Regions from separate parts of the Homo sapiens genome. Here region 1 is linked to region 2. A link is a contact called in ENCODE Hi-C or POLR2A ChIA-PET data. All regions are on one chromosome and are shown on one strand. The core of a region is the stretch at or near the end of the contact, and the rest is flanking DNA. Distances in the headings are between cores, read along the strand shown.

What was found. A loop is a pair of places that touch in the nucleus more often than their neighbours do. ChIA-PET counts read pairs that join two places held with the same protein, here RNA polymerase II (POLR2A). Pooled maps may share reads with other maps.
Region 1: a map of gastrocnemius medialis shows a loop between it and region 2 (2.1-fold over the local background). The contact joins the promoter of ATP5F1D here to the enhancer-like site in region 2. A Hi-C loop is called at or near these places in 1 of 168 maps with a recorded cell type or tissue (gastrocnemius medialis) and 4 of 50 pooled maps. POLR2A ChIA-PET finds 5 or more read pairs at or near these places in 4 of 52 experiments (AG04449, H1, MCF 10A and 1 more).

The regions. Positions count from the first base shown.
Region 1 is chr19:1,238,440-1,243,494 of GRCh38, forward strand. It overlaps ATP5F1D (ATP synthase F1 subunit delta), which reads left to right and starts at 3,312. Exons shown (of 4, transcript NM_001687.5): 1 at 3,312-3,552; 2 at 4,017-4,170. The coding sequence starts at 3,412. It overlaps CBARP-DT (CBARP divergent transcript), which reads left to right. Exons shown (of 2, transcript NR_186324.1): 2 at 925-1,081. It also overlaps a transcript of CBARP not described here. RefSeq lists enhancers at 1,517-2,075, 2,942-3,071, 3,112-3,181 and silencers at 1,783-2,142, 3,482-3,591.
Region 2 is chr19:1,151,799-1,156,785 of GRCh38, forward strand. SBNO2 (strawberry notch homolog 2) reads right to left here. Exons shown (of 32, transcript NM_014963.3): 2 at 2,386-2,604. The coding sequence starts at 2,478. Among named protein-coding and RNA genes, the nearest start is that of SBNO2, 20 kb to the right of the region's middle. Within about 2 kb of position 3,398, at least 27 of the 41 ENCODE cell types and tissues checked have a DNase peak (open chromatin) inside an H3K27ac peak, as active enhancers do; they include gastrocnemius medialis, where a contact is called at or near this core.

The DNA.
Region 1 (5,055 bases), core at 2,062-4,561, 87 kb after region 2:
TCCTGCCCCCTCCCCTGTGTGACAGCGATCACAGACCCCGGCACAAAGCTGAGCAGAGCCCATCGGGGCCCAAACGTGCACTCACAGAGGCCTGCTCCTCGTGGGGTGACATCAGAACGACACCCGCAGAAACCCAAAGCCCAAAGCTGCCCCCGCTTCTCCCTCTTAGACCATCGAACCTCATCCTGCAGATACTCAGGCCACACACCTGCCACCAGCCTGGCCCGAGCGCCACCCCAACCCCTCTGAGCCCACGCCTAACACCCCACAGCGCCTCCTCTTTCTCGTCCCAAAGAAAGGCTGACACCGCTCTGGCACGTGGCTGGCCCAGCTCAGCCTCCCCGCCTCTGCCCTTGCAGGTGCCCTGTACCCAGGCCTCTGTCCATGCAGCCAGAGATTCACCCCGGTTTCCTTCAACTCCTTCCCCAGCTTCACAGTCTCGGCGCTTCTGCTCTTGGCTTCCAGCCCATGCCTGGGTCCCCTCCTCTGCTACGTCCCTCCAAGGCCCTATGCCTTGCGCCTTGCCTGTTCCTGTGTGCTGTGGGGCCACCACTCCGATAGCTGTGAACTCCAAGGGCAGCCCCAGGGAACCTGGTGCCAGGCAAATGGGAATTGCATGGGCAAAGGTTTTGAGGCAAAAAAGTTTGCAAGTCAATGCCTGTGAAGGAAGCAGAGAAATCGTCTTGTTCCCAGCAGGACCATGACATGGGCAGGCTTCAGGGTTTTTTGTATTTCGGTTTTGCTTTTTGGAGAGACAGAGTCTCGCACTGTCGCCCAGGCTGGAGTGCAGTGGTGTGATCACGGCTCACTGCAACCTCCACCTCCCGGATTCAAGCAATTTTCCAGCCTCAGCCCGGAAGGTAGTTGGGACTACAGGTGCGCGCCATCATGCCCAGCTAATTTTTGTTTTGTTTTTTTTTGTAGAGATGGAATCTTGCTATGTTGTCCGGGCTGGTCTCGAACTTCTGGGCTCAAGAGATCCTTCTGTCTCAGTCTCCTAAATTGTTGGGACTACAGGTGTGAGCCCCCACACCCCGCCAGGTTTCTGATTTTTAATAAAGACTCCCTCTGGCTGTGTGAAGAAAAGGTACCTGTACTAAACGGGGGGAGGCTGGGGCCTCCTAGGCAAGAGATGGTAGCCGCGGTGGCCATGCTGGGTGCACAGGCCGGGACAGGGCGGAATTCCAGAGGAACCCCAGGTTTGGGGCTGGAGTAATGGCGCCCTCACCCGTGGGCGACCCTGGAGTGGGGACTGGAGGGAAGTGGTTCCACGAGTGAGACTGAGTCTATTAGGCCTCCCAGTTTCCTGGAGTGGCAGCTGGATATGCGGTCCTGAGAGCCAGGAGGTGCACAGGTCACGACTCGAAAAGTGAACAGGCCTCCTCCTCTGCACCCCCCGAGCCAGGGCCAGGATGACCAGGCTCCAAGTGACCGTCACAGCGCTGGCCCGGTGGGAGGAGCCAGGCCCACGCCTTCATCCTGAGTCGGACCAGCAGGGCCTTCTTCAGGTGCTTGGGTTCCAGGGGACAGTGGCGCCCGCCATTGCACTGGCCTGAACACGGGCAGGGGGCGAGGGTGCAGCCTCCGGATGTAGGGAGCCACGGATCGTGTCGGATTCGCCCACAGCAGGAGGCATTGGATCTCCCTGGCTGCACCCTTGTAAAGCCACAGCCCCAGGGCCTCCCCTGCTCCCTGCACCCCTGGGGTCCAGCCCACCGCGCCAGGCTCAAGGCCCTTTCCAGGGAGCCCGAGCCCCAACCCCCGCCATCCCCGATTCCGCATTTTCCCGGAGCCTAAGGAGCGGGGCTGGGGGCCCGGCCGGGTGCCGCAGACCTGCGTGAGCGCGGGGGCGGGGCGGTGACGTCATAGCCGCGAGCGAGGCTGCGCGGGCCGCTGGCTGACGGCAGCGGAGCCCCGAGCCGCCCGCGCACGCGCTCCTGCGTCAGAGGCGCACGGGGGCGACGGCCAGGCAGGAGGTGGGGGGTCGGCGAGCGCATCTCCGGGCGCGGAGCGCCCTCTGCCGGCGTCGAGGAGCAGCGCGCCGGGGTCCGGGATCCCCAGCGAGCCCTCCCGCGTCGCCCGCGCTGTGCCCCTCGCCGCGGTCGCCGTTTCCTAGAACAGCTGCACCTGCAGCCTTCCACCCTGTCCCGTCCTGCACACTTTCTCGGCTTTTACTGTGATTTATTTTTGGCTTTTGCCACCACCTACCACTACGACCTGTTTGTTTTTAAATTTTATTTATTTTTTTGTTTGAGACAGAGTCTTGCTCAGTCGCCCAGGCTGGAGTGCAGTGGCGCGATCTCGGCTCACTGCAACCTCCCCCCCCCCCCCCCGCCCGGGTTCGAGCTATTCTCCTGCCTCAGCCTCCCGAGTAGCTGGGATTACAGGCGCCCACCACCATGCTCGGCTAATTTTTGTATATTTAGTAGAGACGAGGTTTCGCCATGTTGACCAGGCTGGTTTCAAACTCCTGACCTCAGGTGATCCGCCTGCCTCGCCCTCCAGATCGGATAAAGTGCTGGAATTACAGGCGTGAGCCACCGCGCCCGGCCTGACCTGCTTATTAATGATCTCAAATGTCTGCTAAATAACCCCCGGCCCCAGAGTGGGATTCTCACTCTGTTGCCCAGGCTAGGCAGTGGCGCAATGATAGCTCACTGCAGCCTCAATCTCCTTAGGCCCAAGCGATGCTCCCGCCTCAGCCTCCCCAGTAGCTGGGACCACAGGCGTGCATCACCACGCCCGGCTAATTTTGATTATTTGTAGAGACGGGGTCTCCCTCTGTTGCCCAGACTGGTCTCCATCTCCTGGGGTCAAGTGATTCTCCTGCCTTGGCCTCTCAAGGTGCTGGGATTACAGGTTGGAGCCACCACACCTGGCCCAGAGCCGGAAACTTGATGTTTTCTTGATGTCTATCCAGGGCCCTGCATCCAATGAGCGCCCCAAAAATCTTTTTTTTTTTTTTTGTACAGACGGGTCGGGGGTGGGGGCGATCTACACTATTGCCCAGGCTGGTTTCCAGCTCCTGGCCTCAAGTGATCCTCTGGCCTCAGCCTCCTAAAGCGCTGGTATTACAGTCGTGAGCCACCACGCAGCCGAATCTTGAATTTCACTGAAGTTCGTTTTACTCCACCTCCCAGGACGGTTTCACCGCCCTTATCTGACCACCCCCTGGTTCTGCCGCAGCCCGGGCCGGAACAAAACTGCAACCCCCAGAATACCTCACGACGGGGCACTGCGTCGTCAACGTCGCGTGCGCCCTGCCGGGAGTCGTAGTTCGCGCTTGCGCTCTCGCCGGGACTCCTCCTCCCAGACGTCCCTGCGCGTCGTCCTCCTCGCCCTCCAGGCCGCCCGCGCCGCGCCGGAGTCCGCTGTCCGCCAGCTACCCGCTTCCTGCCGCCCGCCGCTGCCATGCTGCCCGCCGCGCTGCTCCGCCGCCCGGGACTTGGCCGCCTCGTCCGCCACGCCCGTGCCTATGCCGAGGCCGCCGCCGCCCCGGCTGCCGCCTCTGGCCCCAACCAGATGTCCTTCACCTTCGCCTCTCCCACGCAGGTTCGGGCGCTGCGGGTCGGGACCCTCCGTGGCCGCCGCCCCCGGAGTCCAGGGTCCCCACCCCCAGGGCGCGACCCCCGCTTCCGGGCCCCCGGACCCGCGCGCCCCGGAAGCCGAGGCTACTCAGCCCTGGACCCTCGGCCCTGCCTCTGCTGCCCGAGCCCTGCGCTGCCCTCGTCCCGGGCACCTCCCCGAGATAAGCGTCTCCTGGGTGCCCTCCCCGATCTCCCTGGCCAAAGCCTGGGTGTCGCCGGATCGTTGCATTCCCATTTCGCGGATCAGTAGAATGAGGCGCAACTGTTGAGGACCAAAGCTGCAACTTCGGATCCCTGCGCTGGGTTGTCTCAGTGCCTCACATCAGCGCCAGGTCCTGCCCTGACCCATTACTTAGCAGGACAGGCCGAGTGCCCGGTGGGCGCGGGGCCGGCCTGCCCCGCCATCATTCCCCACGCTGTTGTCTGCAGGTGTTCTTCAACGGTGCCAACGTCCGGCAGGTGGACGTGCCCACGCTGACCGGAGCCTTCGGCATCCTGGCGGCCCACGTGCCCACGCTGCAGGTCCTGCGGCCGGGGCTGGTCGTGGTGCATGCAGAGGACGGCACCACCTCCAAATACTTTGGTGAGTCCGGTGGAGGGCTGCAGGGCCAGGCCAGGCTGGGGCTCCACATCCCAGGTCAGTCTCCGTCTCAGTTGAGGCTGCGAGAAAAAATAGTTTTAGGCCGGGCACGGTGGCTCAAGCCTGTAATCCCAGCACTTTGGGAGGCCGAGGCAGGTGGATCACCTGAGGTCAGAAGTTCGGAGACCAGCCTGGCCAACATGATGTAACCCCGTCTCTTCTAAAAATACAGAAAACTGGCCGGGTGCGGTGGCTCCCGCCTGTAATCCCAGCACTTTGGGAGGCCGAGGCGGGGGGATCACGAGGTCAGGAGATCGAGACCATCCTGGCTAACACGGTGAAACCCCGTCTCTACTAAAAATACAAAAAATTAGCCAGGCGTGGTGGCGGGTGCCTGTAGTCCCAGCTAGTCAGGAGGCTGAGGAGATTGTGCCACTGCACTCCAGCCTGGGCAACAAGAGTGAAACTCCATCTCAAATAAGAAAAATACAGTTTTAGCAGGTTTGTCCACTGAGGAGCCTGGGCTGGCCGGTGATGAAAGCGAACCAGAGGGGACCCTGCTCTCAGCCGGTTTATGACTGGCTCTGGACCAACCAATGTAGGATGGTCGAAGCAAGAGATGTAAAACCACCCAGGCCCAGTGGTTCATGCCTGTAATCTCAGCACTTTGGGAGACTGAAGTGGGAGAATCGCTTAAGCCCAGGAGTTTGAGACTAGCCTTGGCAACATAGTGAGACCCTGTCTCTACAAAAAATAAAAAGAAACTGACCAGGCGAGGCTGGGTGCGGTGGCTCACACCTGTAATCCTAGCACTTTGGAAGGCCGGGGTGGGAGGGTCTCTTGAGCCCAGGAGTTTGAGACCAGCCTGGGCAACATAGTGAAATCCCA
Region 2 (4,987 bases), core at 2,148-4,647:
ATTACAGGCGCCCGCCACCACGCCCAGCTAACTTTTGTATTTTTAGTAGAGATGGGATTTCATCATGTTGGCCAGGCCGGTCTCGAACTCCTGACCCCAAGCAATGTGCCCACCTCGGCCTCCCAGAGTGCTGGGATTTCAGGCGTGAACCATTGTGCTGGCCGGTGTATTTTTATTTCTAATTGAATACTCTGGGCACTGGAAGAGGCTGGGCTGTGCGTGTGCGAACTCAGTCGACCCTGCCCAGAGGTGTCCATGACGTACCCGAATGTGACGGAACCCGGAACAGGGAGGGTGGGATGAGCCTCACACACGGGATGGGGAGCAAAGCCGGTTACGCGCACGGGTGCGCCCCGGCCTGAGCCCTGTGGCTGGTGTCCAGTGCCCCCGCCGGGTTCCAGCCCTGTCGCATTCCCCGACTGTCACTGCTAACACCTTCCTGCTCCCGCTCGGATCCTTGAAGATGGCTCCTCTGTCTCCACATCCCATAATTCGCTTAATTATTTCCCCACCGTAGAGCCTCTGGGGAGATTCCAGTTTCCTGCCACTATAAATAGTGCCGCTCTGTCTTCCCCTCCCTCCTGGATTAGTCCCCAGGGTGTGTTTCCGAGATAGAATTCTTGGATCGGAACAAGCTCCTGGCGGGTTTCGGGGGATGGAGCTGTTCCGGTGGGGATGTGGCTTGGCCAGTCCCCTTTATGGTGGCCCAGGAGGCTGACCGACGGCCGGTACTCGAGCTCCACCGGGGCAGCTGTGAGGATCCAGCCTCAACCCCAAGGGACTCAGGAACTAGGGAGGGGGACAGGAGGGGTCTGGGCCGCAACAGGGACCCTGCTACGAGAGGGGTACCCTGGCCCCAGCTCAGAGCCCCCTCTGGACGGTCAGAACATGGCAGGAAGCTGCCCAAAGCCCTCTGAGGATGGACTGCCGAGGGGTGTCTGTGATGTTCGCCCCACAGGCCAACCTGGGTGTTGGGCTAGGGAGTACCCAGGAGACCCTGGAGTCCTGGAGCAGGTCCTGCTGCTTGATAGGAGAGGGCAGCCCCTCTGTCTCCAGGTAAATCCCCAGGCAGGGCCGGGCGCGGTGGCTCACGCCTGTAATCCCAGCACTTTGGGAGGTCAAGGCAGGCGGGTCAACTGAGCCCGGGAGTTTGAGACCAGCGTGTCCAACGGGGCAAAACCTCATCTCTACGAGAAAATTTTAAAAATCTGCCGGGCATGGTGGCGCGTACCTGTGGTCCCAGCTACTCAGGAGGCTGAGGCAGGAGAATCACTAGCCCAGGAGGCAGAGGCTGCAGTGAGCCGAGATCGCACCACTGCACTTCCAGCCTGGGCAACAGAGTGAAACCGTGTTTTAAAAATAACAAAACAAAATAAAATAAAATGAAATAAAATAAAAATAAATATATATATACACGTTTATATATTTTTAATTTAAAAATTTTTTTTTTTCTTTTTGAGCCACAGTTTCGCTCTGTCACCCAGGCTGGAGTGCAGTGGTGCAATCTCTGCTCACTGCAGCCTCTGCCTCCCAGGTTCAAGCGATTCTCCTGCCTCAGCCTCCCAAGTAGCTGGGATTACAGACACCTGCCACCACGCCAGGCTAATTTTTTGTATTTTTAGTAGAGACAGGGTTTCACCATGTTGGCCAGGCTGGTCTCAAACTCCTGACCTCAAGTGATCTGCCCGCCTTGGCCTCTGAAAGTGCTAGGATTACAGGCGTGAGCCACCGTGCCAGGCCTATTTTTCATTTTTTTGAGATGGAGTCTCACTCTTGTCGCCCAGGCTAGAGTTCAGTGGCGCCGTCTCCACTCACTGCAGCCTCTGCCTCCTAGATTTAAGCAATTCTCCTGCCTCAGCCTCCCGAGTAGCTGGGATTACAGGCGTCCGCCACCACGCCTGGCTAAGTTTGGTATCTTTAGCAGAAGCGAGGTTTCACTATGTTGGCCAGGCTGGTCTTGAACTCGGGACCTCAGGTGATCTGCCCACCTCCACCTCCCAAAGTGCTGGGATTACAAGCACGAGCCACTTGGCCAGAAACATATTTTTTAAGTAATTCCCTCACTGACAGGTTCCTACAAGTAAAGTTGAGCCCCCCCTACAGCTGACGGCGAAGGAACTGGAAGCTCTGCAGCAGGGAGAATCTCCTCAAATGTGCTTCTTGAAAAGCTGGGGCCATGAGTAGCCTCCCATTCACATCCCCATGGGGACCCTTCTCCAGGGCCCACGGGGGCGGGTGGAGCCGGGCTCCGGGCCAGGAAGGTCAGGTGGAGATCACGCCGCGTCCACTGGGGCAGCATTCCGCACGACGTGACCCCGGGCACTCGGAGCGGGGCAAGTGCCCGTGGACCCCGTCGGGTGGGCCGGGGCCGGGGGTGGGGCTCACCTGCAGGGGCGGCGGGCTGTACAGGAGGCTGCCCGCCGGCGGGGGTTCATGCTGCGGGTAATCCCTGTCCATGGCGGGCCCCACTGCAAGCATCGGGCGGCAGGCGGGGTGGGGTCCTCGGCCGGGCAGCAGGCGGCGGGACTCCAGGACCCGGGGCCGCCGGGGCGTCTATCTGGGCTTCTCGCTCCGTGGTGGCGGCGGTGGCGGCAGCATCATGATCTGCAGAGGGAGACGGGGACGTCCTGAGAGTCCAACGGTGGTGGAGAGTGGTGCTCCCCGGCCGCCTCTCCCTCGGGCATGACCGGTCCCAGCCTGGGCTGCAGCTCCTGCTACCTCCTGGGCCGGAACCAAAAGGCGCTCCTTCCCCTCCCCACTCACCCCCACCCGCCATCAGCAGTGCCACCCAACTCCTTTGTGCTGCCCACAGCGCCTTTCCTGGCCTCCCCGGCCCCAACTACAACGATTAAGGTGGGCCCGACAGGGCTGCCCAGGTCACAGGGCAGCCGTAGGACCAGGCACCCAGACTGTGAGCAGTGGAGCTGCAGGCTGACTCCCCCACATCTGGCTTTGTCAGCAGCCGGTGTGAGACTGTGGAGGGAGAGTCCAACCCGGGCCCGGCACCCAGGGGAGCCCAGGGGACACTGGACCCAGCCCTGTCCCTCAGAGGCAGCAGGGGCTCCACAGTGAGGTCTCCCAAGGAGGGGGGTCAGGGGCCACGCAGAGCTGGAAGAGCACCCAGACCTCGTTTCAGGCTAATCACACACCAGCATCCCCACTGAGAACGTTCCTGGGCTACAGAGCCGAGCCCCACACCATCAGACGCCAGGGACAGCTCCCACGTGCCCCGCGGCCTCTGGCACACGGCCAGACGCCCGCCAGGCTGAGCCCCCACCAGGCCCTACCTGGCGAGTGCAGGGACCCAGGCTGGCCCGTGGTGGCAGGGAAAGCTTTCCAGGCGTCCGCCCAGCATGCTCACTGCCGAGGGCGGCAGGAAGGGGAGGCGGCGGCCACTCCCGGCCAAGCCCTGGAGTGAAGAAATCTCCGGGACTTCCAGTAATTGCCGTCCAGCCACACGCAGGCACTTGTGCAATCCCGTGGGGGAGAGGCACGTCTCTGCCCGGCGCTCCAGAGACAGTGGCCGGGCAACAGGGGCTGGGGGTCGGGACTCCTGTCCCAGAGACCAGATGGAGGTGGTCAGGCACAGTGGGGGTCACCCTGCCAGGCCGTCCCAACTGTCCGCGGCCTCTGCCTGCTCCCTGCAGTCAGGACGCTACAACCCACTGCCACCAGAGCTGGGACCCTTGGCAGCCCTTCCAGCTGCCCACGGGGACCTGCGACACCCTTGCCAGAACGGCCCTTTAGGGGAAGGGACAGGCCCGCTGGGATCTGGGGTCTTGGCCAATCCTTGTCAAAGATTCTGGGTCAGGCAGGATCAAAGCCTGGCTCCACCTTCTGAGTTGAATAACCTCAGACACCCAAGCTCCTCCAAGCCTCGGTATGTTCCTCTGGGAGACAGGTTCTCTGGGTAGAGCCTGGGACCCCCCGACCCCGGCCCCGTGTGCTGGTGGCCACAAACAGCTCTGCTGGGCCCAAGGCAGCTGCTGATACCGGGGTCCCCATCCAGGGGCCCACCAGTGCTAGGGGGTGGCCCACCCCCTGCCTTGGGGCTCAGCAGCCCCTCCCCTGCAGGGACTCCCCTCAGCTCCTGTCAGCACCCCTTCCTGCTGCAGGTTCCATCTCACGGCAGCCACAGCCCCAGAGCTACGCTGACCTTTTCCACACTCAGGGCGCTCCTCAGCTCTGAGGCCACACAGTCCTGAGCTGATGGGCAGCAGGGCCCAGGCCCCACGGTGGACGGAGCTTGGGGAGGGGGCACCTTGGGCAGCTCTGGGGCGACCCCATGACCGTCCTCGGGGTACACCATAGCTGAGGGACCCCTCCAGCAGCAGGGGCCCTGAGCTCGCCTGTGTCCGAGTCCCCTAGGCCAGCACGGTGCTCCTGGCAGCTCCTCCCTCCCTACGGTCTCTGAGCCCCCCACGTCTGTGGACGCCCCTTCCAGGCGGCAACCCCAGGAGGCTCAGGGGACCGGGTTCTTCAAGGGGAGGGCTTCACACATGGCATGTGACCTGGAGTCCATGCCTTGGGGACCTGGCAGGGTGTGGAGACCTGGACCGGGAGGGGATGGGGGCAGGAGAACAATGCGGACACCAGGCACAACCAACCAAGAGTCAGGGCCCAAAACCAGGAGGCGGAGGCGGAGGCGGATCCTCACACACGGCTGCTTGGCAGTCTGGGATTCCTCAAGAGGCTAACGCTGGAGTCACCACACCACCGAGCAATTCCACACCACACAGAAACGTGGCCATGCACGTCCACAGCAGCACCACTCACAACAGCCACCCGAGGAAGCAGCCCAGTGTCCACGGATAGGCGAGTGGACCAGCATGTGGCGTGGCCCATCCACGTGCCAGAACACGACACAGCCATGAACAGCAGCGAGGCCGACCTAGGCCACAGCGCAGACGCACCTTGAGGACGTCACGCTCTGTGAGAGACGCCAGGCACAGATGTGTGTGATCCCACTACTATGCACTGTCCAGGA